Linked DNA regions of Homo sapiens: region 1 is linked to region 2. Evidence: chromatin loops called from intact Hi-C (ENCODE). Cell type or tissue: IMR-90. All regions are shown on one strand. Each heading gives the region's core, and the rest is flanking DNA. Links, peaks and the distances in the headings are about the cores only.

Region 1 (16,082 bases), core at 5,035-13,034, 880 kb before region 2:
ACAGGGGCCCACCCTCATGACCTAATCACCTCCCCAAAGCCCTACTTTCTAACACCATCACGTTGTGAGGTCAGGTTTCAACATATGAGTTAGGGGGTGTGGGGACACAAACATTCTGTCTCTAACACAGGTATTGGGCTACCATTCATTTGCTTTGTTTTATTTTTGAAATTATATAAACACATGAGGAAAAATTCGAACACTAGAGAAGGGTATCGGTGAAAGGAGATCAATTCCTCCTTCATATGTCAACTCCCAATCTGCCTTCCCGGAGACATGCTCTCCATATTCAAGTGTGTATGTCTACAACACACACTCTTTCAAACAAACAGGGACTCAGGAAACGTAATATGATTTACCTTATTTTTGTGCTTCAGGAAGTAGGTTAGAATTTTTCCACATCAGCAGCACAACTGACCTACCTCAGTTTGTTAACAGCTGCATGACTCTACCCGTGAGGAACCAAGTTGCTGAGTGAAGTTCCCCCAGCCAGGAAGGTCCGGGAAGGCGTGCCCAGCACCCCGCCTGCTTTGTTCAGGAACAGACAGCAGCTCTTTCTCTGCTCACGGTGCAGGGCAAAGCAAATCAAACAGGAGGGCATGGCTCTAAAGCTTTTTTTGTGGACAACAACAAGGGAGGGAGGAGGAAGGCTGTGACTTCCCACAAGTTAATAATTTTTATCCCTTAATTTTTATTTTTTTTCTTAAGGCAGAGTCTCTGTCGCCCAGGCTGGAGTGCAGTGACGCGATTTCAACTCACTGCAACCCTCGCCTCCTGGGTTCAAGCGATTCTCCTGCCTCAGCCTCCCGAGTAGCTGGGATTTCGGGTGTGTGCCACCAACGTCCGGCTAATTTTTGTATTTTTGGTAGAGACGGGGTTTCGCCATGTTGGCCAGGCTGGTCTCGAACTCCTGACCTCAGGTGATCCACCCATCTCGGCCTCCCAAAGTGTTGGGATTACAGGTGTGAGCCACTGTGCCCCACCTTTATCCCTCAATATTAAGAAAATCCAATAACATGTAGTTTAATATATAATGTAAAGACAGTTTCAGCTACATGCTGTATGAATGAACCAAAAACTTTCTTGAGTATGAAATTGAAATTGAAATTGAGAGTGCATGTAGCCTTATTTTTGGTGAGTAGTTGGATTTTTGTTTCCTGATTACAAAATATGGCAGAAAATTTGAACATATGAAAAGCAAAAGCAAAGAAAGTGTTAAAGATTATTCGTAATTTCACCAGCAGGATAATCAATCAGTAGTAACCTTTCACAAATTTTCTGTACATTATTACTTTATAAATCACTGCTTCACTTAGTAGAACTTTACACTCTATGACACTAGTTTCCTTGTTTTCTTTTGAACAACATGATTTTTACATTCTAGATATGTGCTGTGATTTACTTAGGCATTTTACATATAACTAATTTATGAAACTTAATGTTGGACTTCCTATTATTAATTTATGCTATGGATAACACTGATGTGAGCGTGCATCTTCTGTTATTCTCAGATAAATCCCTTAAAATATTTTCCTAAAAGTAGAATTTCCTGTTCAAAGAGTATGAACAACACTGTTATGCCTTTTGATACATGTTTTCGGATAACCATCTGGGAAGATAACAATTTAACCTCCAACTCGCAGGATGGGAGAATATACACATTCCCCTGGATCCTTGCGAATTGTGGGTGTTTTCTTTTCTTTTTTAATTTTGTCTAATTCATATCAGGTTTTAATTTTGTGACGTTGATCACTTTTATATTTTGCTAGGATGAGGAATGCATTTATCATTTTTACGGATTAAGAGTACTTTATGTTGTGTATTAACAAACATTTGTCTATCATATATTTCAAATATTTTTCCCAGTTTTATGTTACTTAATTAGTTTCTTTGTTTTGATATGCAGATACTTAAATTTATTTGTAGTCAAATATAGAAACCTTATCTATTACGTTTTTTTTTACGTTGTCTTCATGTTTAAAAATTTTTCTTACTTCCAGGTTTTTAGCTTTAAATTTTCATATACATACAGATAGATCAACATTCATTTTAATTTCTTTTAATTTCATCTTTCCCAGTTATCACTTTAATGTACTATATCAGCTAAGGAATAAAATACATTGGTATAAGACAAAACTCCCAAAGCACAGTTGTTCAAAAGTATGCTATAAAAATTAATTCTCTCACACATAATATTCTAGATGTGGGCCAGTTGTCTAAAACAGCAAGCAATTTGGTATATGTAGTCTTCCAGGGACCCATGTATTTTCCATCATGTTGCTTCTCTATTTTAGTTTTTTTTCTTTTGCCCTTATCTTCAGAATCAAAGCTGGCTCACCAGCAAAATAGCCACTTTCCAGCCTGTGATGGCAGGAAAAGGAGAACAGAGAACAAATAGATTCTTCTTAATTTTTTTTTTTTTTTGAGATGGAGTTTCATTCTTGTCACCCAGGCTAGAGCAGTGCCGCGATCTCAGCTCACTGCAACCTCTGCCTCCTGGGTTCAAGTGATTCTCCTGCCTCAGCCTCCCAAGTAGCTGGGATTACAAGTGCCCATCACCATGCCTGGCTAATTTTGGTATTTTTAGTATAGGCGGGGTTTCACCATGTTGGCCAGGCTGGTCTCGAATTTCTGACATCAGGTGATTAGCCCGCCTGGGCCTCCCAAAGTGCTGGGATTACAGGAGTGAGCCACCGTGCCGGGCCCTTCTTAGGGCCACTGGGGAGTTGCGTACGATACTTTTGCTAATGTTCTTTGGACTGGGACTTCATCATATGACCGCAACTAGCTGCAATGGCACCTGGGTGCATTCGTTTGCTAGGGCTGCCTTAACAAAGTACCACACACGGGGAGGGTGGCTTAAACAGCAGAAACTCATTGCCTCACAGTTTTGGGGAGTAGAAGTCTGAGATCAAGGTGTCGTCAGCAGGGCTGGTTCCTTCCAGGGCTGTAAGGAAGAAGCTGTTCCCAGTCCCTCCTCAGCTTCTGGAGTTCTGCTGGCAATCTTCACCATTTCTCGGCTTGTAGAAGCCTCACTCTGATCTCTGGCTTCATCTGTACTAGGTTTTCTCACTATGTGTGTTTCTCTGTGCCCAAGTTTCCCCTTTAAAAAGGGACACCAGGCATTTTGGATTGGGGCCCACCTTAATGACCTTATCTTGACGTAACTAATGATATCTTCAATTATTCTACTTTCAAATAAGTTCATATTCTGAGATATTGCTATTGAACATCAGCAAATAAATGGGGATGAAGAGAGGAGTAATTCAACCTGAAAAACCTTGGAAGATAGTCTTTACCTTAGCAAAAGAAAGGATGTGGGACTTTGGAACTGAAAGCCAACTATCGGTCTCATTTATCTTGAATTTATTTTAATCCTGAATTTGAGATGCAGACATACATTCATTTTTATTCAACTTTTAAAACCAATTTTCCACTGTCATTTAATAACCCCAAATTGTCTCACTATTTAAAATGACATATTTCCTGTGTTCAAAATAAGGCCCATGCTCTTAAACCCCAAGTGAGATATGTGTAGCATGCTGAACCATACTGTAACCATACAATAGCTCATACAATCTAACCATACAGTAGACCAACAGGGTCTATTTACTCCCTGTATTTTCTATCATATTTCATTGATCTTGTCTAACATTCATTGGAATCACATAATATTTGTGTATTATAACTTCAGTGAGAAAATAATTGTAACTTCTCCATAGAGAAAATGAAAATGATGTTTTCTTTTCTTTTCTTTTCTTTTCTTTTTTCTTTTTTTTTTTTTTTTTTGAGATAGAATCTCACTCTGTTGCCCAGGCTGGAGTGCACTGGCAGGATCTCAGCTCACTGCAACCTCTGCCTCCCAGATTCAAGTGATTCTCCTGCCTCAGTCTCCCAAGTAGCTGGGACAAACACCCAGATAATTTTTGTAGTTTTAGTAGAGATGAGGTTCCACCATGTTGTCCAGGCTGAGAAAATGTTTTCTATATTTTAGGATAGGACTGAGTCATTCATTATAGTATTAGCGACACACATATTCAGTGGTTACTAAACACACGACTAACTTATGAAGCGGGCACTGTTTTTTGCCTATTTAAGGAATGAGGATAATGAGGCACAGAGAGCTTGAGTGACTTGCCCAGAGTTGCAGAACTATTAAACAAGGGGCAGAGCATGGATTGAAATCCAGGTGCATCCAACTCAGGACCTAAGCTCTTAAACGCCATGGAATAAGCCCCATGTCCAGTGCACTCAACTCTAAAATGACACCAACTGTACCTATGTACAAGCTCGCCATTAAACAGTGTGTATGGAACTTACAACCCAGTGTCTTACATGAAAAGGGGTCTTCGTCAAAACATCCTCCTTCCTCCTCCCCCATCTGTCTCAGTGGACAGAGCAATTCTCTGCCGTGAAAGTGTAGAATGTTACTGAAAGAGTTCATAGTTAAACCCAGTCAATCACTATCTCTGACCTCCCATAATTTGCAAAATATTTTTGTATCCTTAACGAAGTCATCCATTTACATAAGCCGCAGTATCCTGCTGTGTGAGTCACTGGCATTAGGCAGTTTCACCTTTAAAGTATTAATGAATCTCCACTTTTTTTCTCTGTGATATCTCAGTGGGCAGCTTTGTGGCTTTCTGATCAAACTGTTCTCTCATTGAAGGAGCCAGCATGGAATTCATCAATATGTGTCTGGTCGAATGTGAGATCCTTTTATCCGAGGACCTCCAAATCCCCAGATATTACCGCAATTGTATATATCAAGTTAATATTTCAGTTTGCTTATTTATTTGTGAATATGTCACTTTGTAACAAGATAATTTACAGCCCGTTTAAACTGTTCTCAACTGCAGCTTTCTGACATAGTTGATTTTTGTTACAGTCAAATAATTCCCTGAGTTAAAGACTGCTCTTTCTCCCTCAAACTGTCCCATGACCTTCATCAGAGGGCAAACTGCAGGATAGGAGAGTACAGGCAACGAGGACTAATACTCTTCTCTCCATTAGACCAGAACACTGCATAATTTCAACCTACCATTAATGATCAAAGTTACATGGACGTATTTAAACTCAGGTATTATGAAGAAACATACTTAGAGAATAAATTTTACTGGATGGTTACAATATTGCCAGATACTATGCTTAGTCTTAGAGATACATCAATCAGCAAAACAATTCTTGCCAAAAAAGTAAATCTTAGAAGGTGGGAAACGGGTACATAAAGTGATTAGTGTATAAGAAGTGCAATGGCGAAGTATGTGCAGAATATTACAGGGATGCGGACGAGGGCACGCAGCAAAGTCAAAAGCTGAAGGGTGAGTATCAGGGTGGCTCCCTGTAGAGAGAAACAGCTGAGCTAAATCTTAAAGAATGCATGTACTAGGTGTACACTTTATATATAATATCTTATTGAAGGTATTATCATGTTTGTGATTTTATTTCTATGTTAGCTAGAATGATTTCATGCTAGAGAATTATATTAGAAAAGTAGATTGCAATTAATCAATTTATTTTCTTACAAAAATCCATGATGTTAGTGCATATTAATACAAGGGAAAATCCTATGATTTATGGAAAGGAAGAATTACTGAAACCATTAATAAAGTTTAGACAGGTCCAGAATGATAAAGTGCGGAAGTAATCACAAAATGTTTGTTGAATTAGTTAATTTAAAGTGAGACAGAAATTAATCACATACACATTGTTCTAAGTTGGAAAAAAAGGAGATAGAAACCACATACTACTACATGCAGAATACAGCAGAGTCCAACTATTTCCACAAAAACCTAGTTTCCCCCAAAGAGGTTTATAGATGTTTGGCGAAGAAAAAAAAATGTTTTGTATTAAAATAATTTGGGGAAATATAAGCTTAAATAAAATTAGAAAGAGCTGCTTCTTTTGCAAGATTTTTTAGAACTTTTAGTATACTAAGCAATATCTCCCTGAAATTGTTGATCAGGAAATTGTTGCTTTCTCCAGAACACTTACTAATATGCAATCAAACTAGTGTTTCAGAAAAACTGTTTGAGAGATACTGACATGAGAATTTCAGGAGAAATTTTGGGAAAGGGAACTAGACCTTTGCCAATGAACTCAATGTCTTCTAAATACATGTTTGGAAAAATAAAAATCTTTATTACTAAGCTGAATCTCAATCTTGGGCTTCTATTCTGCTTGATTGAAGAGCTCTCTCTGTAATCAATGACAGGTAAGCTTGATTTCAGGATATAATACCATCAGTTTGAGATTTTCCTCTTTCCCACCCTTCTCAGAGGGGCATCAAAGTGCTGGTGAGCTTCTGCAGGATCTCGTAGCATTGGGATAGCACATATGGTTCTCATCTGGTAACTGTCCATGCAGCGACCAGCTGTGGTTTACACAGGCCCGTCTGGTTTTCAGCTGTTGTTATTCTTCTCTGAGATGTCTGCCTCTGCATCTGGCTCTCCAGCCGTGTGTTCACACTACATCCACCACAATGTCACCTCCTTTTGATTAAGTGACTACTTCAGGTCAGCCAACTCTCTCTTAGCTAATTTCTGTGCTTTACTCAAACTGTGGAAGAATTAGGCTGCTTCGCCACATCACTCTATGTCCATGAGAAGCTCGGCGAAGCTGCCTAAGACCAGCCCTGCCTCTAATAGTGCTTGGATGCCAACAGGTACCAGGAATTGTCTGTGAAGATGCCATCTTCCGAGACTCCAAATAGGGTTCTGGCCTCCCAGAGCTTACCTGGGCATGAAGTCATTCCACCCTCTTAAAGAAAAGCTAGGTGGTAGTGGGGTTGGAATATGAGGGATTCGTGCAAATGATCCCGCTTTAGACACCATACTCTGATCAATAAGAGTAGAAATATACTCAGTGAATTTTAATAGGTATTATCAAAGCCTGTGGGCAAAGTGGAGCATACCTAAAAGCCTATCTCTTCATCATCACCTTTAAGGATCACCCCATCACCTTCAGGAACCTTTCATTATAACTCCTTTTAAGTTCTGCGCCCTTAGTAAATTCTAAAGATTTAATTTATAATTCGTAAAATGACTTTTCCAAAAATATTTGCATATATTCTGTTCGTGTCTCTTGCAAATGTAGAAACTTTATCTTGACTTAGATACTTTTAGCAAAAATGTGAAGCCTAATTAGCACTATAACACTAACATAAATTATTAACTCTAACATAAATTATTTAATTACCACATCAGGCAGACACCTTCAAATGGATAACCTTGTAACTAAGCAATACTAACTTTCCTCATAGACAGTTTCTACCAAAACACCAAAAGTGATTTTAAAAAAGAAAATTCTGACCTTAGGGCTAAATAAACATGTTGAGGTGACTTCCTTTGTTTCTCAAACTGTATCTCTTTATTTAAGATTAAGAATAAAGCAGAAAAATCACAGTATGTGTATCTTCATGAACTAGAAGTTGATAACAAGTTCTTTTTTACTCTTTTATAGAGTAAAAGGAAACTGATATGTTGTGTATGTGTGTGACACATGAGGTCTTTCTACATATAATATTGGATTTAGATAAATACTATTACTGCTTACCGTACAGTTAAGGAGACTGAGGATCTGAAAGGCGAAATAATTAGTCCAGGGTTATAAAACTATGAAGTTGTGGAGCTCATATCTTCATCTTCTGTTGACAAAGCCCATAGCACCTTTGGCCAACTTACTTGTCAGAGACGTGCTTTCTAAGAGATGAAAACAGAAAAAAAAATCATATATTACATCAGAAAATAGGAAATGCATTGTGTTTCTTAAAATACGAGTTAAGGAATGATCAAGCATCTAGCAGTTTTTCTCATCCTTTTTTACAGTTGACAGGTTTAGAGCCTGTTTTCTCCATAGGAAGGGTTGTGGGTAGTCACTCATGCCAACTAATACTTTTTTTTTTTTTTTTTTTTGACAGAGTTTGTCTTTTCTTGCCCAGGCTGGAGTGCAGTGGTGTAGTCTCAGCTCACTGCAACCTCTGCCTCCTGGGTTCAAGTGATTCTCCTGCCTCAGCCTCCCGAGTAGCTGAGATTACAGGCGCCCGCCACCACACCCAGATAATTGTTTTGTTTTGTTTTGTTTTTGTTTTACTATGTATTTTTAGTAGAGACAGGGTCTCACCATGTTAGCCAGGCTGGTCTGGAATTCCTGACCTCAGATGATCCACCCCTCATCCTCCCAAAGTGCTGGGATTACAGGCGTGAGCCACTACACCTGGCCGCCAACTATGTCTTTTACTGCTACCATCTTGGGGTCCACGTATCCTCATGCTTCCTCTTGCCATTGCAGACCCTGTGTGACCCACCCCAACCCCAAGCAAACTCCTCAGGGAAATCTGGTACCTAGGACCTTTATTCCCCCTGGAACTGTCTTGTGCTGACCTATTTCTTTCTCAGGCAATAGAGTCCTCGCAGAAAATCTGATACTTTATTCAGCACTTTGGAGTAGCTGGCTTAATAGACTGTCCCACACCAACAAACAGATCCCACTTCCCTAATCCTTTCCAAGCTCCCACAGATCTTGCCACTCCCAAGAGCAGGCTCGTCACTCCTGTGACACAAAGGGCACACATAGGTCATGCCAAGGCACCTATAAAGTTGTAATCCTTTGGAGGATTAGAGGAATGAGAGACTTCCACTCCCCAAGGGTAGGGATTATTGTCTGTTCTGTTACGTGTGTATCCCAAAAGCCTAGAACAGTACCTGGAACAGAGTTGGCACTTAAAAACTTAATATTTATTGAATGCAGAGTAATAGCAAGGAGAAAAGTAATAAAAGGTTTTTGCCAGTGCAGTGGCTCATGCCTATAATCCCAGCACTTTGGGAGGCCTAGGTGGGACCATCACTTGAGCCCAGGAGTTCAAGACCAGCCTGGACCACATAGTGAGGCCCCCGTCTCTAAAATAAAAAACAGCAACAACAAATGTGAGGTCTCCCTGCTGCCCTGCTCTTTCTTATTGTGTCTGGTCCTCCGAGGTGAGAACATGGTGTGCCTATAGTTCACCACGTCCTTGTTTAAGCTTCTCGTTGATTTCAAGTGGACTATTTGACCACGATAAGCCTGGAAATTAAAATCTGACTTATTTATATTCTAAATCCTGTTACTATTATACTGCAAGTTGTTGAAAGTGTTGTGCCTTTGTGTGTACATTTTTATTTCCATAAGTGGATAGAATAGAATGTAAGGATTGTAGAATCTCTGTCATGGTAAGGTTCAGCCCATTTTCTAACTCATTTTCCAGCCTGGGGTTGTTTCCCCTTTTTGCACTGGATTTCTGTCTTGCATGCTAGAATTTACCTGGGTTCTCACTGATGAATACACAACCAGTTAAGAATCTGAAAGGTGTACTAACCCTGTAAAAGTTGTATAGGCCCTAAGGTGTAGGCCTTTTGACATTTTCTGTGGTGTGTGATTTAGCCAGCCAATGAAATAATTTCTGGTCTCAGGATAGTTTTTCATCCTGCCACTAGATGTCAGGAACAATAAGAGTCAGCTTGTATCTATGTTACAGAAAAGAACCAGGCTCCAGAACTGTTTTCGTATCTTTCTCAGGACTGACATTTGTGTATTTGATAAATACTTACTGAGTACCTACTATGTGTCAGCCACAGTTTTAGACATTCAGGAAGAATCAGGACACAAAACAGACAGTAACGGACCTAACTAAGAAAAAGAGACTTTGTAGAGTTAGGAGGTGTGTGCAGGTAAAAGAGAGTTCAAGACCAGCCTGGGCAACCTAACAAGACACCATCCCTACAAATGTTTCTTTTTTTTTTTTTTTTTTTTTGAGACGGAGTCTCGCTCTGTCGCCCAGGTCGGACTGCGGACTGCAGTGGCACAATCTCGGCTCACTGCAAGCTCCGCCTCCCGGGTTCACGCCATTCTCCTGCCTCAGCCTCCCGAGTAGCTGGGACTACAGGCGCCCGCCACCGCGCCCGGCTAATTTTTTGTATTTTTAGTAGAGACGGGGTTTCACCTTGTTAGCCAGGATGGTCTCGATCTCCTGACCTCATGATCCACCCGCCTCGGCCTCCCAAAGTGCTGGGATTACAGGCGTGACCTACAAATGTTTCTTAAAAAACGTATCCAGGCGTGGTGGTGCATGCTTGTCGTTCCAGCTGCTCAGGAGGCTGAGTTGGGAGGATCACTTGAGTTTTAGAGGTCAAGGCTGCAATGAACCATGATCACACCATTGCACTACATCCTGGGTGACAGAGAAAGACCCTGTCTCAGCGACAAAGAAAAGAAACAAAATGAACGAAGGAAAGAAAGAAAGAAAAGAGAGAGAGAAAAAAAAGAAAGGAAAAGAGAGAAAAAGAAAGAAAAAGAGAGGAAGGAAGAAAGAGAAAGAAAGAAAGGAAAGAAAGAGAGAGAGAGAAAGAAGGAAAGCAAGCAAGCAAGCAAGCAAGCAAGCAAGCTTCTGGTAGGCAGCGGAGTAGGTAAAGGCAGAGAAGCTTCCTAAGGGGAATGCCAACAGGATTGGTGTGAGTTGGGGTCCTCTCTGAGGCACACAAGACACAATTCGATCTGCAAGACATTTACTGGAGGCAACACCTGTGAAGGGAAAAGGGGATGGAGCGAGAGAAGGTGGTGAAAGCGCTCAAGCCTCCGTGAAGTTCTGACCCTGTGAAATGGGGGAAGGCAGGAGCACTGGCAGTGGGGAAGAAGTGTCTTACTGTTCAGTGTAGATCTGACGTCCAGGCTGATGGGAGACACTGAGCCAACGTGGCCAGCTGAGGTATCTGTCTTTTAGGAATGGACCTACATTTGTCCTCTGCTGTGCCATCGGGAGTGTTCTGTGGATTTATGGTCCCCCTGGGAAGGAGACAGTGGATTGAGAAAGGAAGTAGCCGGTGCTGTTCCTCAATTGTGTTCGCCACTGTGGGATATCTGAGTAGTGCATTTCTTAGTGTCTTCGGAATTCGAGGAAGCTGGAGGCGGGAAAGTAGAAAGGAAAGGGACAGAAGAGCAACTACATCCGTTTCCTAGATAAACTATTGCTGGGTCCGTGAACAGTAACAGTGGCCATTCATAAAATGCTATTGATTGTTTTAATTATTTTATTTTATCTTATATATATTTTTAAAGACAGGGTCTCACTCTGTTGCCCAGGCTGGAGTGTAGTGATGCGATCATAGTTCACTATAACCTTGAACTCCTGTGCTCAAATGATTCTCCCTCTTCAGTCTCCTGAGTAGCTGGGACTACAGGTAGTTGCCACCACAGCCAGGTAATTTAGAAAAAACTTTTTAGAAACTAGGTCTCTCCATATTGCCCAGGCTGGTCTTGAATTCCTGGGCTGAAGAGATACTCCTGCCTCAGCCTTCCAAAGCACTGGGATTACAGGTGTGAGCCACCGTGCCTGGCCCTGTTTTAATTATTTTATTTACAACATTTTTTGTTATTGATCATGAGTAAATACAATTAGATATGAATTCTATATTTTTGAATAATAATTAAAACAATAAAATCAGGCAAATCAGCTGTTCCCTCTAACACCAAGCTCTGTTTTTATTAGGCATAACTTACAAAGTGTTTTGTTCCATCCTTTATAGTGTATGAAACTTTTACTAGATTTATAACAGCACAGATTGCAGTTTCTTGGTATATCTATTAATGTCATCTTCTTTTTCCTTTTAGAGGAAAAAAGAAGGAAAAAGAGAATATATGTATATATTTCACCAATATGATTATAGGAATCTTTATAGTGTATATTGGCTCAAATAAGAAGCAGGCATTTTTATCGCTGTAGCATAGTTCATCTTATATTTTATCCTTAGAGATGCTGCAAAAAATTTCAAACGATAGATTAACCACTGTTCTGATAAAATATGAAATTAAACAAGTTTATAAGCATTTTTCTACTTAGAAACTTCTATCAGTTTTAGAGATTTGGTTTAGCAGTTCCCAAAGTTCGGAATGCTTGAGTAAAACTTTCCTAAAAACAAAAGTACTGAACAAATGGGCTGAGAATCTCATGAGAAGAAACCTGTCAAGATTCTCAGTCCTTCCTACAGGGGCTCAGGGAGAAAATCCCAAAGGTAGGATTTTTATTGTTAAGGCATTGACACATTTTCTTCTTTTGAGAAACATATGAAAAATAAGAAGATATATAAAACATAATAAACTAAAGTAGGTCTATATTCAGTTAGAAAAAGAAAAAAATAGTGTCAAATGTTTAAGTTTCCATGTGACTGCCTTACAACTGTGGTAGAAGCAATATGCTCCTTAAATAGTTTTTCTTTCTTTGATTTGAACTTGCTACTTTCTTACAGTTTCACACTTTTTTTTGTCAATGAGTACATTCCTTATTGTTTTACTTTATATTTTTATTTTGATGGAACAAAGTATGTGTATATATTTATGGGGTACATGAAATACTCGCTACAGGCATACAATGCATAATAATGACATCATGGTAAATGAAGCATCCATCAGCTCAAGCATTTGTCATTTCTTTGTGTTACACACATTCCAGTTATACTCTTTTAGTTATTTTTAAATATATAATAAATTATTGTTGACTGTAATCACTTTGCTGTGCTATCAAATGCTAGACCTTATCCATTCTATCTAACTATATTTTTGTGCCCATTAATCATCCCCAGTCACCCCACCCTTCACTACCCTTCCTAGCCCCTGGTAACCATCCTTCTACTCTCTATCCCCATGAGTTCAATGGTTTTAACTTTTAGCTCCCACAAATGAATGAGAACATGTGAAGTTTGTCTTCCTATGCCTAGCTTATTTCACTTAACATAATGACCCTCTGATTCCATCCATGTTGTTGCAGATGACAGGTTTCATTCTTTCTTATGACTGAATAGTATTCCATTGTGTGTAAGTACCACGTTTTTTTATCCATTCATCTGTTGATGGGCACTTAGGTCTCTTCCAAATCTTGGCTATTGTGAATAGCGCTGCAGTAAATACAGGAGGGCACATATCTCTTGATCTACTGATTTCCTTTCCTCTGAGTATGTACCTAGCACTGGGATTGCTGGATCATATGGTAGTTCTATTTTTAGTTTTTTGAGGAACCTCCATACTATTCTCCATAGTAGCTCTACTAATTTACATTCCCACCAAGAGTGTACACAGATTCCCTTTTTTCCACATCCTGGCCAGCACTGCCTGTCTTTCTTAAATTTTTTTTTTAAAGAAATATGAATCTTGATGTTAATGTATAAAGCCACATGACTAATGATTACTGTTTCATTCAAGAAGAGGATAATTATGTGGTAATAATGATATAAACTGTAAATCCTTGCTAAAAAGATATGAATTAGTGAAAGCATGAAATATAGAAAACGAATATTTAAGGAACTAGAACAAGGCTAATATAGTGTCACCTGGCAGAGATTTCTCTGTCTGTCTGTCTCTCTCTCGTCTTAATGCACAAATAATTTGCTGCCAAAATTTGAACCCAAACAATAACAAACTCAGGTTATATTAGAAAATCAATACTTTAATTTTTAATACATGTTTAGTGATTAAAATATTTTATTCTTTTAAAACAAAAACAGATAAGCATTAAAATTATACTCCTATTCACACCCTCTATGTGCTGAGCAAACCCCCTTGCTGGTACAAGTATATTCTTCAGAACAAACCTGTCCCAAATATCTCAAAGGACAAATTCATGGGATTCAGAGAAATGTACTTTCACAGGCAGCAAAAAAAATCCTTAAGATATCATACAGGCATAGTTTGCACACTGAGAAACTTAGAGATGTATTCATAAATCTTACAGAAATTGAGGACTCAGAAAAAAGTCCATTAATAAAATTGAAACTCCCCGAAGATTTAATATTGTGAAATACACAGTGAGCAGTTCCACAGCTAACTCTGATAACTGCTTTTATGTTTCTGTTCAGTTGAGGAAAAATCCTTTCAGGAGTTCCTACCTAGTCACTTCACTTGAGGTCTTGGCTATCAAGGAAGAAAAACAATCTCTTCACCTTCATATAAATGTCTTCCGGCCGGGCGCGGTGGCTCACGCCTGTAATCCCAGCACTTTGGGAGGCCGAGGCGGGTGGATCATGAGGTCAGGAGATCGAGACCATCCTGGCTAACAAGGTGAAACCCCGTCTCTACTAAAAATACAAAAAATTAGCCGGGCGCGGTGGCGGGCGCCTGTAGTCCCAGCTACTCGGGAGGCTGAGGCAGGAGAATGGCGTGAACCCGGGAGGCGGAGCTTGCAGTGAGCCGAGATCGTGCCACTGCAGTCCGCAGTCCGGCCTGGGCGACAGAGCGAGACTCCGTCTCAAAAAAAAAAAAAAAATGTCTTCCAGTTTATCAGGATATGATCATTGATTCAGAAGTAAGTGAGTTCAACAAAGGTCATAGGAGACAAACTTCCCATGAAAAGATGAGAGAACAAGTTATTAGACCACCATGGAAATAAAATTAATTACTTCCTTTTGTTAAAGGTAGAATTATATGTTTTTAAATATAGATCATTATATAGAAGCCGTAGGAACTTAGAACTGGAGAGGGCTAACTTAGGAATGATTTAGGTTGAGATCTTCATTTTACAAAAGTGAAAATGTACTAAAGAAGGTACATCATGGGACTAAAGATCTAGTTGCAACAGAATTGAGAGATTAGGTCAATAATTATGGAGATGCCAATATATTATTGTTAGGGTTTCTAAAGAAGTCTACATCAAGTTCTGTTTTTCAGTCATTTAAAATGCTATTATTTTTGCATCGAATGGAATTTTGTTGGCACTTTTTATTATAAAAGTAATTCATGCAAGTAATTTTTTTAGTGTTATAATGTAAGAACATATAAAACATAAAGTAAAATTCTTGACCGCTACCAGTCCCCCATTCATTCCCCTAATTCCACTCTCCACAGTCCATCAGGAGTTTAAGTTTTTTGTTATCCTTGTAGCTATTGATATAATATTTCATTATATATTTGTTTTTCTTCTTAATTTAGGAAATTTAGAAGCTCTACATCTCCACTAAAAACTTTCAAGAATTTAGTTTATTAATTACACTTTCTGATGTATCAATTATTTTCTTGTTTTTTCTATTTATATTGTAGTTAATTATTCCATGGTATACCAATAGGTTGATCTAAAATGCAATAAACAGATTTTACAATTCGATGGTAATGTCATTTTTTGGGTTCTAAAACTAAATAGAATTGGACCCATCAAAAAATAAAGTGTAATCCCAAGTCTTTCAAATGGTACCACTGAAAAAAAGACATTAGCAAGCAACCCAGTAAACTATCTCTTCTATTATTTTCTTTCTAGCATCTTCTGGATCCTTCTCAACTATGCTTTTTCTTGCAAACCATATTGCCTCTTTTCTTGGAATTATGTATTATTTTAATTGGTGAATTTGAAGAGCAAATTTTTTTCATATAGGTTGAGTGGTATGGAAGCTTTCTGAATCAGTGCTCTTACACTTAATTTGATGGCTGAGCTATATACGACATTTGGGGTTCAACTCCTTTTTCTTTAGAATTTCAAAGTATGGCTTTGTTTCCTGACTTCCGCTGCTCCATTTCAGCAGCCTGCTGTCAGACTGCAGAGAGACTGATGATCTGCTTATCTTCTCCATGGACACAGATAGACTGCATTTCCCAGCCTTCCTTGCAGTTAGACATGGCCAGGAATCAATAGCAAGAGTGATAGCTTCCATTTAGGGGACACATTTTGTTTTGCTTTGTTAGGTTTTTTGTATAAATTCAAGAGGGTACAAGTGTAACTTTGTTGCATGGATATATTGCACAGTGGTGAAGCCAGAGCTTTCAGTGTATTCATCATCTGAATAATGGACATTGTCTCCACTATGTAATTTCTGATCATCCGCCCCTCCTACCCCTACCCTTCCTAGTCTCCACTGTCCATCATTCCACATGCTACGGCCATATGTACACATTAATGAGCTCCCACTTAGAAGTGAGAATATGCAGTCTGTCTATTTCTGAGTTGTTCCACTTAAAATAATGGCCTCCAGTTCCGTCCATGTTGCTGCAAAAGATATGATTTCATTCTTTTTTATAGCTGAATAGTATTCCATTGTGTATATATACACATTCTCTTCATCCAGTCATCCACTGAT
Region 2 (16,082 bases), core at 4,732-12,731:
CCCCCAGTCCTACAGAGGAAGTTCAGAGAAGAGCCTTTAAGAAGATGAAAGAGATGAAAAACAGACCCATGAGGAAATGGTAGTAATAATGAGTTTAACATGACGATGTGGATTTTAAGGGAAGATTTGAGAATAATTATCATTAAGTATATGAAAGGTCCTTATTGAGAAAATGGTGACCAGCTGCTCCTCACTTCTGCGGAAGACCGTGCGGAAGGCATTGAGCATAAATTGTAGCTCTAGAGGTTTTTTTTTTTTTCGACTTTTATTTCAGGTTTGGGGATACATGTGAAGGTTTGTTACATAAGTAAACACGTGTCACGGGGTTTGTTGTAGATATTATCCCATCACCCAGGTATTAAGCCCAGTTCCCGATAGTTACCTTTTCTGCTTAAGTTAGAGACTCTTAAAATAGAATTGCCCTCAGTAAACAATGTAAAACATTGTAATGTATTACTTGGAATGGCTATGGCACGGAAGGGCTTTTTTTTAACCAAATAAATTCATCTGTGTGTGGTGTAATTTAGACTGGATTATATCTGAGAGCGATCTGGGAGGGTATCACAAAATTAGATCATGTATTAAGTTTATGTTCGGTTTTATAATCCTGTAATTTTTATAAACAAAAAATGTATGTATAGATTTTTCTAAAATAATGACCTTGAACTATCAATGGTGCTAGGTGACATTAGGTCACAGCCTCTGCCCTCGTGAGGTTTATGTTAGCTTAGGAGTATGTGAGAGAGACACAGACAGACAGACAGAAAGAGAAAAAGAAAACAATAATTACAGAATAGTGTGATGTATACATAGGAAAGAATCATTTTAATCAGCAAGCAATTTTTTAAAATCTGGATTCTTCATTTCCATTGACCCATCCATTCATCCATCCATCCACTCATTCCCAAACCAGCATTTATTTTATTTATTATTATTTTTTGAGATGGAGTCTCGCTCTGTTGCCCAGGCTGGAGTGCAGTGGTGCAATCTCCGCTCACCACAACCTCTGCCTCCCAGGTTCAAGTGATCCTCCTGCCTCAGCCTCCCTAGTAGCTGGGACTACAGGCACGTGCCACCACGCCCAGCTAATTTTTGTATTTTTAGTAGAGATGGGGTTTCACTATGTTGGCCAGGCTGGTCTTGAACTCCTGACCTGATGATCTGCCTGCCTCGAACTCCTGACCTTGTGATCTGCCCACCTCTGACTCCCAAAGTGCTGGGATTATAGGCGTGAGCCACTGTACCTGGCCCAAACCAGCATTTATTTGGTGTCTCTTTTGTGCAAGACACTATGCCAAATGTTAAGAAATCAGCAAAGAAATCGTCCCTATGCTCGTATGTTCGTGGTCTGGAAGGAGCTACAGACAAGTAGACAGGGAGCAGAATATAGTACGATGAAGGCAGGAAAAGAGTATTTACGGAGCTGAATGGGAATGCAGAAGAGGGGCCCATAAACTATTCTTGGTGAATCAGGCAAGGCTAAATGGAAGAACTGACTTCTAAGCCAAGTTATGAGCAAGCAGAAATTGGTCAGCTAAAATGCAGAGGTATGGAGCATGTACTTCCTCTATCCACAATGATGCATAAATATATGTGCATACTCATAAATCGTGTTCACAAAGTCAGAAAATCCTGAAAAACACATTCTATATGACTATATCATGAAAACACCTGAAATTAATAATTATTATCTAAATTTATTTGTCAATAAAGATATGTTAAACTATTTGCAAAAATATCTTAGTACATATGGATTCTTTTGAAATGGTTGATATTATAAATTGTAAAGGGTTAATATAAAAGTTTGTGTGATTTCTATGTTCTGTCCACTGCATAAAGGATTTGATCTATGCACGGCTATTGCCACTATAGACAACTACCCATCTGACAACACCACTGCACTAGTCACCAATGAATAATTCTTCCTTTCTAAACAATCAAAACAAAGTACTTATAGTAATACATTTAATTTCAAAGATTTTTGACATTCAACCAAAAATGCTTGGTCTTTTTGTTTGTTTGCTTGTTTTTTTAGAGATAGAGTCTTGCTTTGTCACCCAGGCTGGAGTGCAGTGGCACAATCATGGCTCACTGCAACCTCCACCTCCGAGGCTCAAGTGATCCTCCTGCCTCAGCCTCCAGACTAACTGGGACTACAGGCATATGCCAGCACACTCGACTAATTTGTGTGTGTGTGTGTGTGTGTACATATGTGTGTGTGTGTGTGTGTATATACACATATATATACATATATATACATACATACATATATACACACACACACACACACACACACACACACACATATATATATATATGGGTTCTTTTCTGTAGAGATGTAGTTTCGCCATGTTGCTCAGGCTGGTCTTGAACTCCTGGGCTCAAATGATCCATCATCTCAGCCTTCCAAAGTGTTAGATTACAGGCATGAGCCACCGTGTCTGGCCTGAGAACCAACACAAGTGTTTTGGGAATGGGTGAATGGAATGATGGTTGGAAACAGATGGTCCAGATTGAAGAATTTGCTCCATAATTAAAAACAATTCAATCATCTTTATTTATCACACTTCCATTTCTTTATCTTGGACTGCCAAAGAATACATTCAAAATACTCCCCAAAATGTATTCATATTATCAAAGCCTAAAAGTCAGGTGAACCCCAATAAGTTGCCAAGCATAGACACATACTGCCATCCCTGGGTGGGCCTAGGAATTAGTGTGTCTGCAGCCCCTGAATCCAATGTGCCAGGGATAAGCAGCACTCCCTCTAGCTTGGCCACTCCTGTCCTTCCCTAGTCATGGAGGTTACTGATAAAACTAGGCTTCCATATACTTCTCTGTGCTATAGATTGTCTTCTAACATTGTTGGACACCTGATGGCTTGACTTGGGTTGGGTCCTCAGCTCTTGCTACGTACTCAGTTCCTGGCATCCACAGCCCCAGCTAACTCTTGCTGGCCATCTGGATTTCTCTTGAAGCTCTGCCCTCCTGCCTCTCTCCTGCTCTCACCACCAGGTAGGAATGATGTCCCTACCTCACCCCCTTCCCTCCTACTTGGATAGTTGCCAGGACAGGACTGAAGCTCACTAAGCCTTTCGTATACAGCACATTGCTTGACTGCCCCCTACAAAGAGTCCAGACCTCATCACACACACCCAGATCCTGCTTCCTCCTCCTCCCTGCCTGCCCAGGCTGTAGAGGACCCAGTAGGCTCCTGCCCAAGGTCATCTGAATTAGGACAAAATTAAGGACCAGTGCTTTTGGCAAGCAGTGGACATGATTGGATATCTAAAGAAAGAGCCCTAAGTCTTCATCATGTATCAGATTCCACAAAGCATTTGGTTTTTGGGGGGTGAAATAATTTAACACCTTTAAAAGTAAAGAGAACTCACCTTTAGAAATGATTTCAGATGTGGGTCATTTATTATTGTGAAATAAATATGTCTATTGTGGGTGGATTTTTCCATAGGGTAAATCAAAGAAAGAATCACCTAGCTATTACACTAGCCTTTTAGATTTACTGTAGACATCTGTGAAAAATTATGAATTGGCCTTTATTACAAGACTTTGTTTTCAAACCTTTATTTCTGTTCCAATGTAAATGATAATCGAACTTTACTGGAGAAAAGACCCATGATTTTAAATATAGTTTTATGTCAGCTTATAGTTTTACATCAGAGTCCATATAGCTGTTAGAAAGTTATGTGCTACTGACAAAATAACAGTTGGCAAAACATAAGACAAAATCTACAATTTTATTCACAGGATCTAACTAATGTACCATTATTATTACCAATTGATCTCAGTGTGCTATAATTTTGGTAACAATTTCTTTGATATGCTTTTAAAAATATATATATATTTACAAATAAAGGTATAATTTTTAAGAGTCAGTCTAAACAGACTAGATTCTAGAGGGACAGACATATATTGACCTACGACAATCCCTAATTCCGGTGTTTAGGAATGTTTGTTAGCCATTTTTTTCCTCTATAAGATTACAGCTCTCAGAGGATACTAATATTGGCCTATTTGTTTCCTGACCTCTTGAGGTAATTTGAAAACACAGGAGAAATCGAGGACTATCCCTTTTTTTATTTTGCTCCTTCTCAAATCCACAAGTTATCAATTTTTAAATGGAATATTATGTTTCCAAATCTTTGGTGGGGCTTATCCTGATAAATTTTATTTAAACGGTGAACTACACTCCTAACAACCAGCTTTCTTTTTTGTTGCGATGGAGTTTTGCTCTTCCTGCCCAGCTGCCCAGGCTGGAATGCAATGGCGCGATCTGGGCTCACTGCAACCTGCAACCTCCACCTCCCATGTTCAAGTGATTCTCCTGCCCTAGCCTCTCGAGTAGCTGGGATTACAGGGGGATGCCAACACACCCGGCTAATTTTTTGTATTTTTAGTGGAGATGGGGTTTCACTATGTTGGCCAGGCTGGTCTCGAACTCCTGACCTCAGGTGATCCACCCACCTCGGCCTCCCAAAGTGCTGGGATTACAGGTGTGAGCCACCGTGCCTGGCCAATAACCAGCTTTAACTATTGAGTCAATACTGTCTAAATATTTAGAGAAATGGTTAAGCGGCAGGCTCCTGAGTCCATCAAACCTGGAACTGTGTTTAGGCCCAAGCACTCTGTAACTATGTGGGCACATGATTAACTTCTCTAAGCTCCAGTTCTTCATCTATAAAATGGGATGATATTACTCTTCTCATATGAGATTAGAAAATTAAATAAAAATGGTGTGTATCAAATGCCAGTCATAAAATGAAGTGCTTAGTGTTAGCTTTAATCATAATCATCTATTTAGTATAGCTATGAGTGTTTGATTTTGATTTTGTATTAGCACCTCTGACAATGTGGATTTGGTACTTAATAATTAGCGGGAAAGGTAATAATCTCAGTGTCGGTTACAATTCGATTTTTCTTCAAGGTTTTTGTCCTAAGGAGAGAGAGGTCAGAAGCATTCTTAATATGAAGCTAAGTTGGTGCCAGTTTGAAGTAACAGCTCATTTGTGGACTTTTTATTTTTTTTTTTAAATACAATTTGCTTTGATTTGGTTTGGTTCATGCATTTTTAAAAATCTTCCTCGTGGTGTTCGGTCATTAGATTTTTATGCCTAAAGAACTGAATTCAGTTTTAAGTAAAATTCATTTAATATTCCAAGTATGATTCCACGTGGTTATTCATTCACAACATAAAATAGCCACATAATTCAATATATTTGATAGTGTCTGCTCATGGAACTGTGGGGAATTCCGCAGATCTTAGACAAGAATTGCTTAAGTTATAGAAGGCGATATCCATAATGCTAATTATCTCTGACATCATCGATATGGCAAACTATAGTAGAAGAAAACAGAAGTTGAACGTGGGCCTCATTACACGTCTCTGTGGAACTCTTTGGTGGACTCCTGTATTTAAAAGACGGCAGTGATTTAATGTATGCATGGGGGTGTCCACAAAACTGTGTATCTTTTCTTGGGAAGATATATGTGGAAACCATCCTTCACTTTTCAACAATAGAAATTGTTTAAAACCATGTCTCTTCCTCTGCCTTTGCCCCATGGGCTGCTACTGCTACTGCTCAGCTTCGTTCAGTGTAAATCCTTGATTATTCTCAAAGGATCCCATCTTTGTCTAATTTGGAAATACATAATTAGTTTTGTATTCAGAAAAGGTGGAACTAGATATACATGTAGAATACTCCAGTACACTCCAATATAAAATTTTGCCTAACCTGTATGTAATACTTATATCTAATTAGCATTTTAAATGGAAATTTTAATAAATGCTATCAATCAGTGACCAATTTACATAGCATTCATCTGGGGAAATGAGCAGGTCAGAGGATCAGTCTTCTTGAGATTCATCTTGACCCAAACAATGGTTTAAGATCTTAAAACCTTTCATTCTTCCATTAGTGTGCTTATCTTTCTGCATTCGAACGTTCTAGTCCAAGTCCAGATTTGCTAACTTGTGGTTGTCAAAAATCAAGGAGTGCATTTTTGAAGCATAGACAAGCCCCCAGGTCCTAGCACTTTTTTTTTTTTTTTAAGAGACGGAGTCTCCCTATATTGCTCAGGTTGGTCTTGAACTCCTGGGCTCAAGCAGTCTGCCTGCCTCCATCTCCCAAAATGCTGGGATTAGAGACATGAGACATGCCGCCCAGCCTCTTGGCAAATTTTAACCGTGTAATGTTCTGCCAATTTAATTCTTCAAAGATTCCAATTGAACAACATCATCTTCATCCTCTGCCCTAGTTATATGGTGTTTATTTGCAGTTACTTCAGGTGACCCCCCACCCCCCTCAGAAGACACATGCATTGCATTGATTTGTGAAATGATCCTTTTCAAAACATTAAGACTTAAGGAAGATATTTGCTTAAGAGCTTAGAAGTTTTGCAGTGCCCAACAACATACCTATTGTTCTATTTTTTGACCCAATTTACTAAAGAGAAAGAATTTCAAAACCCTGAAATAACTTCAAAATTTATACAGTGTCAAAGGAATGTCTAAATTTTAAATAACCGCCTTGTGTTTAAATAATTTCTATGATATCTTCATAGTGTCCCAATTAAAGGGTGAATATATTGATCATTAACGGAGGAATAGACAGGCTGGTTGTGACGTTGTAATAGAGTGTGTTTGTGAGTCACGATTTTAGAGACCCAGAGTTAGTGATAGAAAAAAAAAAAAACTAAGGTGTGGAGACTGCTTAAACCCTGAGCGGCGTTAGATATTTCCATGTATGAGGATGGATGTCTTAGACGTAATGGAAAATGAGAAAGAAAAGTATCTACAAAGAGGTAGAAGAGCTGTATTCATATTCTTGTAGCATTGGGTATAAAAAGCGACAAAAGTCAAGGTAAAGCTAGTATGTTCAAGAAGATAAGGAAATTACTGTTGTTGTTGAATCATGGGAATGAGGAAAGCATTTTGTCTTTACTGGAGGAAAGACCGTGGGGGAAGAGAGAAATTCTAATTGCAGTCTGCTAATCTTACTGATAAATGAAAAGAGAACACTGATCCTTCCTTTCTTAAAGTATTAATTTTTTGGTTTGGGTCTGTATTTAGAAGGTAGTTAAAATATGGAATGAGAGCTGATAAAGATATGTTGTTGATACTGGTATTGTGATGTAAGGTGCTTCATGTTTTCCTTGTTTCTTTATAAAAATGAGAGGTTTGGAGGGATTGGAAGAAAGCACCGGTGAATCTAAAAATTCACGAACATTCAGTCATTCAATTCTCAGTTTAATGGAGGAAGAGGCTGGAGGGGATGGAATGTTCTGGAAGAAAAATTAAAGGAAGGACGTTGGACTGGAAGCAATGCAAAAATAATGATAATAGTGGATCTGGAGGGGAAAAAACACAATTTTTTATAAAAATTTAAGTGATGCAATGTTGAAGTATGTTTTATTTAAAAGTAAAGCTAGTTAGAACACCACATGAGCTATTCCGGATCAGGGCTGTCCAGCCCTGGTATATCATGGAGAGTGGCTCGGGCCACTTGCACACATGCCTTCAGCCCCTGGTACCGTCTTCTCTCCCCGGGTCGCGACACTGACTCGTCAACGTTAATGGGGGTCCGCGACTGCTGCGGGGACGAGGGCGCAGAGCAGCCCCCGCCACGGGCCGGTCCACGCAGGGGCCGAGAAAGTGGCGGAGAGGCGGTGGCCGAGGCCCAGGGGCGAGCGCGGGCTGAGCTGGTCCCTGCTGCGTTCACGAGCGACACCCACCCCTTCGCTGCGGACGCCCCGCGGGCGCCAGGCTGGGGGCCCTGCGACCGACCCCTCCCGCCCCCGAGGTACCGCCGGGCCCGCCTGGCAGGCAGCGCGTCCCGCGAGCTGGAGGGCCGAGTTTCGCGGGGCCGTGGGGCGTGTGGGTGAAGGCGACACCTCGGATGCGGGACGCATGAATGGTGGCAGAGCAGGGGTCGGGATCCGTTCATGGGTTGGGAGAGAGATGCTTTTGTGAGCACGGGAAAGTAGCGCTGCCGGAGAACAGCTCTGAGGCGGGATCAAAAGCCGCCGGCGAAGCCCCGCCGAGGAACACGGCCGCTGCCCGGGGCGGCTCGCGAGCGTGCGTGTGTGGAGGGGAGGATGCCGCCCCGCGGGGTCTTCGGAGGGTGCCGGGAGCGGGTTCTCAGTGCAGTTCCCCCGTCTTCGCTGGGGGCACGGCTGCTCACAGGCCCCGGCCCGCGTGTGTGGAGCGGGGCGAGGGGGTGAGGCGAGGGGGTGAGGCGGCGGCCGAGCCGGGGCGCTGGGCGCGGGGCTGGCGGGAGGCGGCGGTGGCGGCCCGGCGCGAAGGGGTTAAGCGGCGCACCGCCCCCTCGGCGGCCGGGTGTAAACAGAGGAGCCTCAGCCTATCATGTCTGGCCGCCGCGCGCAGCCCGAGCCCGGAGCCAGGCGCTGTAACACGATACGCTCCAGACCCAGGCAACTTGGCAGCGCTGGGCTCGGTTCCTCACGGCCACAGCGAGGGCGCGCCGCGGCAAGGTGGGTGAGCGGCGGCGGCGGCGGCGGCCTGGGGCGGGCTGGCGGAGCGCGGCTCCCGGTGAGGCTCCCCGCGCGGCAGGGTCGCTCGCTCGCTCCGGGGACCGCGGCGGTGGCGGTGGCGGTGGTGGCGGCGGCGGCGGCGGCGGCTCCGCTCTTCTCCCTTGTGGTGTCGGAATGGGAGGAGGCTCGGCGCGGGTTTGAATCGGTGCGGAGGCAACATTCGCATCTGAGATGAGGTGGCTTTTTAACCCCTGAGGGACCACATTTAAGGATTTCGAAGAGATGGAGGCTGAACTTTCTCGATGACTCTTCGTCACCCGGAGTGGTGCAGGTAGCCGCGGGGAGAATGGAGTCTTTTGTTCCCGGTATTTTTAATTAGATGGATTTTTTTTTTATGAGTAGTGTACTGTCCTAATCCGTGAGGCAAAGCTGCCCTTTTGCCTGCATTCGGTGACTTTTACGAATTCGTTGGGAGCTAGTCTTAGCAGTAGTGATTTTGGATAATTTATGTCTGAAATGTGCAAAAATCGGCATTGAGCTTAAATTAATAAGCCCTTTGGTTCCATTAACTAAAATCCATCATACTAATTGCTTAATGGGGGAAAAGGTACAAAATAAGCTTGCTCATTAAAGAGCAGTCTTTTGCCTGCGAAATACGTAGTGTGATTTTTGTCAGGTTTAATAGAGCAGTCTCTCAGAGAAATTCAACTTTGCAGTTGTGCTTCGATGCAGGCTACTCCTGTGCAAAGATAGTTGGAGATGGTTTGGAAAAACTTGTGCTGTATCTGTTGAAGTAAAAATCATTTGCCATTGATGTGTGTAGTTCAATAAAACAAAGATCTGTGGCAGCTGTGGGAATGAGAAAGTCACATTTCCTCCCTCTCCTGTGCTGGCGTCTCTGTCTCTCTGGAATATCTTATAAATGATATATACAGCTATATGTGCCTGTGTCACAAAGTCATTCTGTCTTCTGAAAGCCTAATATAATCAAATTCAGTGCCTTAAGATGGTGTAGTTGAAGATTTGATCCCCTTCCACTAAAGTGGAAATACTTTCAGTAATTGAAAGCAGATTCACGTCTGGAGTTGTACAAGCCAAGGTTTTCATTTTTAAAATAAACCTTTTGTTCTCTGGTTTTAAATGTTTCAGAGAGCCATCCAAAGACCTCTGTGTGCTAATTGTTAAAGTAGTACTTAAGAAAGGATTGCAAATACCCAGAGAAGGCATTTAAGAAATCAGCTAACTTAACTAAGCCTCCCTCTCAGCCGAATATTTTAGTGCAGCATGTACTGGTCTGTGCCCCACATTGTTTTGTTTTTGTTTTTTTTTTCCAGCGGACTCCCAGGTATTAAAATGCGACTGCAGCGTTCAAAACACTCTAGGCAGAGGCCATCTGCTATAAGAGGTTAAAAAACTTGAGAAATGTTGGTGTTATCCCATTTTATACTGTGATTTACACAATGTGATGATGAATTTGAGATCCGCTATAAAGTATGTTTAATTTAAAGAGGTGGTGATTATACATTAACTGAGAGACTGAAACTCACAAAAATATGAATGCAGGTGGTTCACCTGGTTCCTTTCTCTCATCTTCAGAGACTAAGTGTTAAAAAGCTTTAAAAAATTGGCTGTGAAAGACTGAAATTAGGGTACATTCTAGACAAAGAGGGAGTCACTTGATCTCTTATTAGCTGTGAAGATAGAGAAGAATAGTGCTGTATAAGAGCGTTACCTTCCTTCTTCAGGACATGATATCTAAAATGAGTTGTTTAATTATGAGGAAAAAGTTAAAAGAGTTGTACTTTTAACAATGACAGTTGACATCAGGAAAAGATAGAAAGGCGCATTCCAAATGTTTTTAATGACTAGTTTCTTAACCTGTTGTATTGATCATTAATAAGATGTGAATGGACGTATTTCCAGAGTATGACATGGCAGTTTGATTTCTTAGAAACTGCTCGGTAGCCCTGCATTTTACCTTGTTTTCTTGCCTTCTCAGTAGTTTATCATTGCAGCACATTATAGTAAATATGGCCATAATTCAAATGATATTCTTGTTATTATGTAAAAGCCCTCTTTTATAAAAAAATATTTAAAGTATTCAGCAGATTTTTAATTACCAAATAAAATCATACTAAATTTTGGCTGTTGCGTCACGTTTCTTAGATAGCAGTGGCCTAGTGTGGGGCATAATAGAATTTAATTCTTCTCGAAGATTTAGAAAAAGAAAAGCGACTTCACATGGACTCTTCTACTGATGTCTGAACACTGATTTTCAGTGTAATATCCTTGTCTAAACATTTAAACTAAAGCTTTTTGTGGCTTCTATTTACTGTTAGTTTTTATGTTCCTACATATTTTTACTTGGTTAAAGGGGTGCACAGGATCTTCTGGCATCTGGAATAATACATTCAATTTTTCACGGGACTCCTTTCTTTCATAACGTAGGCAAGTGGCAAAGGAGGCACTGTCTAAATACAGTGATCCTGATAATTAATGCTGTAAAATAGATTAAAATGCTGTATTTCAGGTATTCATTCCCTTAAAAGGGCCACCAGAACAGCGTTGCTAAGCACCCGTCACTACTGCAAGTAACAGAAAATGACCCAAATTAAAGAACCTGTTCTAAGCTGTATTCTTGCATTTTCTAAAGTTCATTTCAAAAGATTTAACAAGACTCATTCAATTAGTGGGGAAAAAAGATCTGTTTTCAGCTCTGATCAGCAATTAAGAGACTGGGCTTTGGAACATCAGTTCTTTATGTTTATAATTTATTTCGTTTGGTAGGCTTTACTTTAAACAATTGTGAATAAAGATTTTTAACAAGCCACCTTTCTAGCAATCCAGATGTAAATGCTAAATACAGGACAATATATTTGTTTTAAATTTTTATTAAAATGAGTTATTTTATAGTAACTTTGCCTCATTTAAAGAAAGTTTAAATTTCACACTAATATGATATATTAATGCTTTATTATGGATTTCTTACTCTGTGAAAATCTATATGTATACATGCACACATACAGACATATGTAGTTTAGATTAAAGGATGGCTGTAATTATTCTATCTTATCATAGATGTGAGTGCTTTAGCACCTAACACTTGAGAAATAGGATGTTCTTCCTTAAGGATATTTGAATGTTGTGGGAAAATGGTACCATGAAGGAGATAGAATGGTTTGGTGAAGAAAGTAAATAAATAAATTATTAGGAGCAGAAGTTTTCTTTTTAGATTTTTTTTTTGGCAGGGGACGGGGGGCGGGGGGGTGTCCAGTAAACTGTACCCTTCTGGGTTAGACCAGAACTTCTAAGTAGTTGTGGCCAAATGGTTAGATCTTTCAGTGGCCTGGTTCTTAGCTAACACAACTGCAGTCACAAATACAAGCTGCGGAACTTCCTGGCAGAGAGAAAGGAATGAAAGGATAAGGGCTATTAGAGGAGTGGGAGAGAGGAGCAGGCGGGTTCCCAAAGGTTCAGATTAGGATCATTAGTGAAATTTTTTGCTGGATCACTTTGATCTAGACAAATCTAAAGCATATAAATATGGATTTTAAGTTATGAATGATAAGTGCTATTTTGGCTATAATCACGTGAAGTGATTCATATCCAGAAACATTGACTGTTTTAAAGCCCAAGTAACACACTTCTTTATTCTAAAGAGATGTTTTGCATTAGAAATTTATTATGCTTAGATTTATCAATTTGGTATGACAGATAGTTCTAGCAATAGATAATGTGCAATAAATAAAAGTTGTATAACTCTTGTTGGAGTTTTGTCTGAGATGAAAAGTTATTCTAATACTCATTTTTGCATAAGGCCTTTTGACCTGAATTGAGTTCTCTTGTTGGGTATTTGGAATACCTTGTCTTCTGATATGTCCGAGTTTGGTTTTCCCTATAAAGAATAACAATGTGTGTACTATAGAGATTATTTTTATATGTGTATATATATATATATATGCATACATATATAGCAGGTTTGAAAGGATGGTATTTTCATATTTAAGAAACCAGTTGTTTTAGGATTGTTGTTTATACATTGATTTTTGTTACAGACCCAGCTCTTCAGTTGAAATCCTATGTATTTAAGTTTTGAAATGTCTACTCTTAATTTTTACTGTTGAAAGTAAAAATTTTACTATTGGCAGTTGTTTTGCAGGTTGAAAACCACTACCTTTTTGGTCTCCCAGAAACAGTTTATGCCACAGATGTTATGTTGGTACGATGGTAAATTCATTTTACAAGGGAGGAATAATAATTGAAAAGTACACGCAAATATTTGTGGGCATGTCACATTTAAATAATAGTTAAATTTGGGAAACGACATACTATAGTATTTAAAAGAAAAACAGAGTTTCTCTCTTAAATGTTATCATTCCCCTCACTTAATATTAAATAGTGTTTGACATAAATGTCTTGGTTTGTACATTGAGGAGGCAGAATATATTACAAAATGTAACAAAATGACTAATATGGGACTAACATAAAAAACACTTTAGTCTTTTGTGGTTATATATATTAACTTAAAATTTGTAAAAAATTAAAACGATGTGTGGAAGTTTCAGTGAGTTGTTTTCATCCTGGTTTGTGCACAGTGCCTTTTTTTCCTTAACCTTAAACTGCAGGGAGAGATGGGGCCTGCTGTCTAGAGACCTGTAAAATGTAATCTGGATCTCTTTTTATGCCTTTTCTTTTAAATAAAACAAAATTACCTTATATAACAAGTTTAACATTGTTAACCTTTTATAATTATCTAACCATTATTTCATTTTACCTCCTGCTTCAAAGTTGTAACCTTTTATAATTATTTAACCATTATTTCATTTTACCTTCTGCTTCAAAGTTGTACATTAGCGGAGTAGACACCTGGCTGAGCTCTTAAAAGTTTATTTGGCTTTCAATTCCTGTGATAGTAGGGGGCAGTACATCTCCTTAATTATCTTTGTTCAGGGAAATGCTGAAAGGCCAGGGTAGTTAAACAAGGCCATTTGGATTTGTGAGGTCGAAGTCAGATGCAAGGAAAGTGGTTAAATGCATTATCATCTTATTGAGCCCATCATCAGTAAAGTGACCTTGATGGAGGTGGAAAAAGCCATTTGGCTATTTTATGACAGCCACCCCTGCTTGTTTTATCATTTACACATTTTTACATATGGCTTTATCATATTCTTTCTTTTCGTTTTCAAATATTATTTCCTCTGATTGTAGATCGTCAGAATGAAGGTGAAAATTAAAATTAGTTTCTTTTTAATGATAGTTAGAGTTTCTTTCATAAGTGTGTTTCATACATCGATTTATATGGAAATACCCCTTCATTAAAAATGAAGGTGATCAGGTTAGCTAACCATTCTGTATTTGCTTTTAAGGGTCTTTTAATGATGATGATTAGTCTTTTTGCAAAGAAGCTGCAATTCTGCTACTTTTCAAACTGTTTTTAAGCTAGTAAGAGGAAAGACTTGCCAACCTCGATTTTAGCAGTGGGAATAATGTTTGTTTTAACAAGTGCCTAAGTATGTTTACTTGAAAGTTATTCAAGTTTTAGTAGTTCTATTGCTGCCGTTCTGGAGTCATCACTTCCATTACGAAATTAAAACAAAGTCATAAGATTTATAGTTTATATTTCTTAACTTTATGGCCAAGATTTTCCTTGTGATGTATTTTATATCAACTCCAATAAAATGGCATTCTTGCTTATATGTTTGAACAAGTATTGTTCAATAAGAGGAAGAGTTTTATTAAACGCAGTACAAGAGCTAACGTTTTTGGAAACTCCAGTTAAAGCAATTAAGTGCTGCATACAAGATTTTTGTTTTCCTAGGCAAAGCTGTGAAACATTACTGATTGGAGTTTAGCGTATGCTTCACTTTATACTGAATTCTCTTTTGTTACAATTAATGGGAGCTGAGTATGAATCTTTTTATCATATGAAAGAAAAAACTGGCCCATTACCAAAATACCTAAAATAATATTTCATACTTTATTGGAGATATCTCCTTATCATCATGCTATGAATTATGTAACACTAAAATCTCAGGGACTCAAGATCATCAAAAATAGTTCGTTCAGGAGAGAGTCACATTTTCTTGATCAGAAAGGACTTATTTGTTTAAGAATCATTTATTTAAAGAACAAATTGGATCAAAAGGTGTTTAAAATGAAGTATAAACTCTCATTCCCCCACTCTGTTCCCACCATCAGGGCCCAAATTCAAGCTCTCTTCAGTTCTCCTTAGACTAAGCTTTCCATTTGGGTTGCCCTGCCTTCTGCCTGTCTTTTCTTTAATCCAGCCTCCACACTGTCGTCACAGTTGTCATTCTGAGTTGTGTTTTATCAGTCCCTTGGTGACCATACCTCACCCTCTACTGCTCCTCCACTCCCACCTTCGCACCAGTATTTTCGCTGGTCGGTGCTGCCTGTGCCCCTTCCTTGCATCTCACAGAGTTTCCAAGAGCTGACTTGCATGGTATTTCTTTTTTTTTTTTTTTTTTTTTTTTTTGAGACCGAGTCTCACTAGGCTGACCAGGCTGGAGTGCAGTGGCATGATCTCGCCTCACTGCAGCCTCCGCCTCCCGGGTTCAAGCGATTCTCCTGCCTCAGCCTCCCGAGTAGCTGGGATTACAGGCGTGCACCAACACACCCAGCTAATTTTGTGTATTTTAGTAGAGACAGGGTCTCACCATGTTGGCCAGGCTGGTCTCGAACTCCTGACCTCAGGTGATCCACCCGCCTCAGCCTCCCAAAGTGCTGGGATGATAGGCATGAGCCACCGCACCCGGCCTTGCACAGCATTTCTTGTGGCTCCTCCTCCTCTCGGGCTTCCTTAGCACCTGATTCTTATTTCTGTGAGCACTTAACACATTATCCTGTAGTCATTTGTTTACATTTCTGTCTCCCCCACTAGGGGGACAGGTTCTTTCAGAAAACCACTTTGTCTCATTCGTCCTTACATACCAGCACTAAGCATGATGCTAAGAAAATAGTTATTCCATAAGTCTCGAATGCTTATTGGATGAGTACACTAAATATAATTTAATTTTGTGGTGATGGAAGGTCATTACAAACATCAGTTATTTTATTGTTCTGTGTGAAAATATAATGGCTTACATAGGAGCTGATAAGGCTGAGTATCCCTGTCTAACTGGCCTGTCCGTGCTGTCAGCTTTCACTTCTTACTACTGCTCTGTCATCAAACAACACAGGTTATTTTGTTGTTGTTATTGTAATGTATGAATGAAATAAGAACAGAAAGGTTCTGAGTAAAGACTCAGAGCTAATTTCATTAACTTCATTAGTTTTGGCTTCTCTGAAGACCTTTTGGCTTAATGCCTCCATTTCTTTGCATTTTCTGTTGGGTGAGATTTTGGGGTAGCTAAGTTCCGATAGGTGTTAGGTGTTTAGGTGAAGCAAAATGTTAATTTCCACAATGAAAAGAAGTTCATTGAAGCCTAACAGTAAGTTTGAGTAAGAAAAAAATGTTAACTTACATGTACAGTTAACTTGAAATGTATATACATTGATAAAGATACTCATGATTATAATTTTTTAAAAACTGGTAAACATCATATCTAATGCAA

What was found. Hi-C counts contacts between places; a loop is a spot of excess contacts. Peaks named below come from ENCODE experiments on the same cell type or tissue, not always from the same donor. Only the 100,000 strongest peaks of a DNase experiment are listed, where the experiment ranks them.
Region 1: a loop joins it to region 2, with 3 times the contacts of the local background. A loop is called at or near these places in 4 of 110 quality-filtered maps.

What each region holds. Positions count from the first base shown.
Region 1 is chr4:181,560,270-181,576,351 of GRCh38, forward strand. It overlaps a transcript of TENM3 not described here. Among named protein-coding and RNA genes, the nearest start is that of TENM3-AS2, 260 kb to the right of the region's middle. In IMR-90, for the core only: a CTCF peak has its summit at 9,471 (motif pointing right); DNase peaks (open chromatin) are centred at 6,392 and 9,482.
Region 2 is chr4:182,440,576-182,456,657 of GRCh38, forward strand. The region is part of intron 3 of TENM3 (teneurin transmembrane protein 3); the gene reads left to right. Among named protein-coding and RNA genes, the nearest start is that of TENM3, 210 kb to the left of the region's middle. RefSeq lists a silencer at 8,396-8,445. In IMR-90, for the core only: no CTCF peak of the experiment used is centred there; a DNase peak (open chromatin) is centred at 8,416; H3K4me3 peaks cover 2,511 bases; H3K27ac peaks cover 904 bases.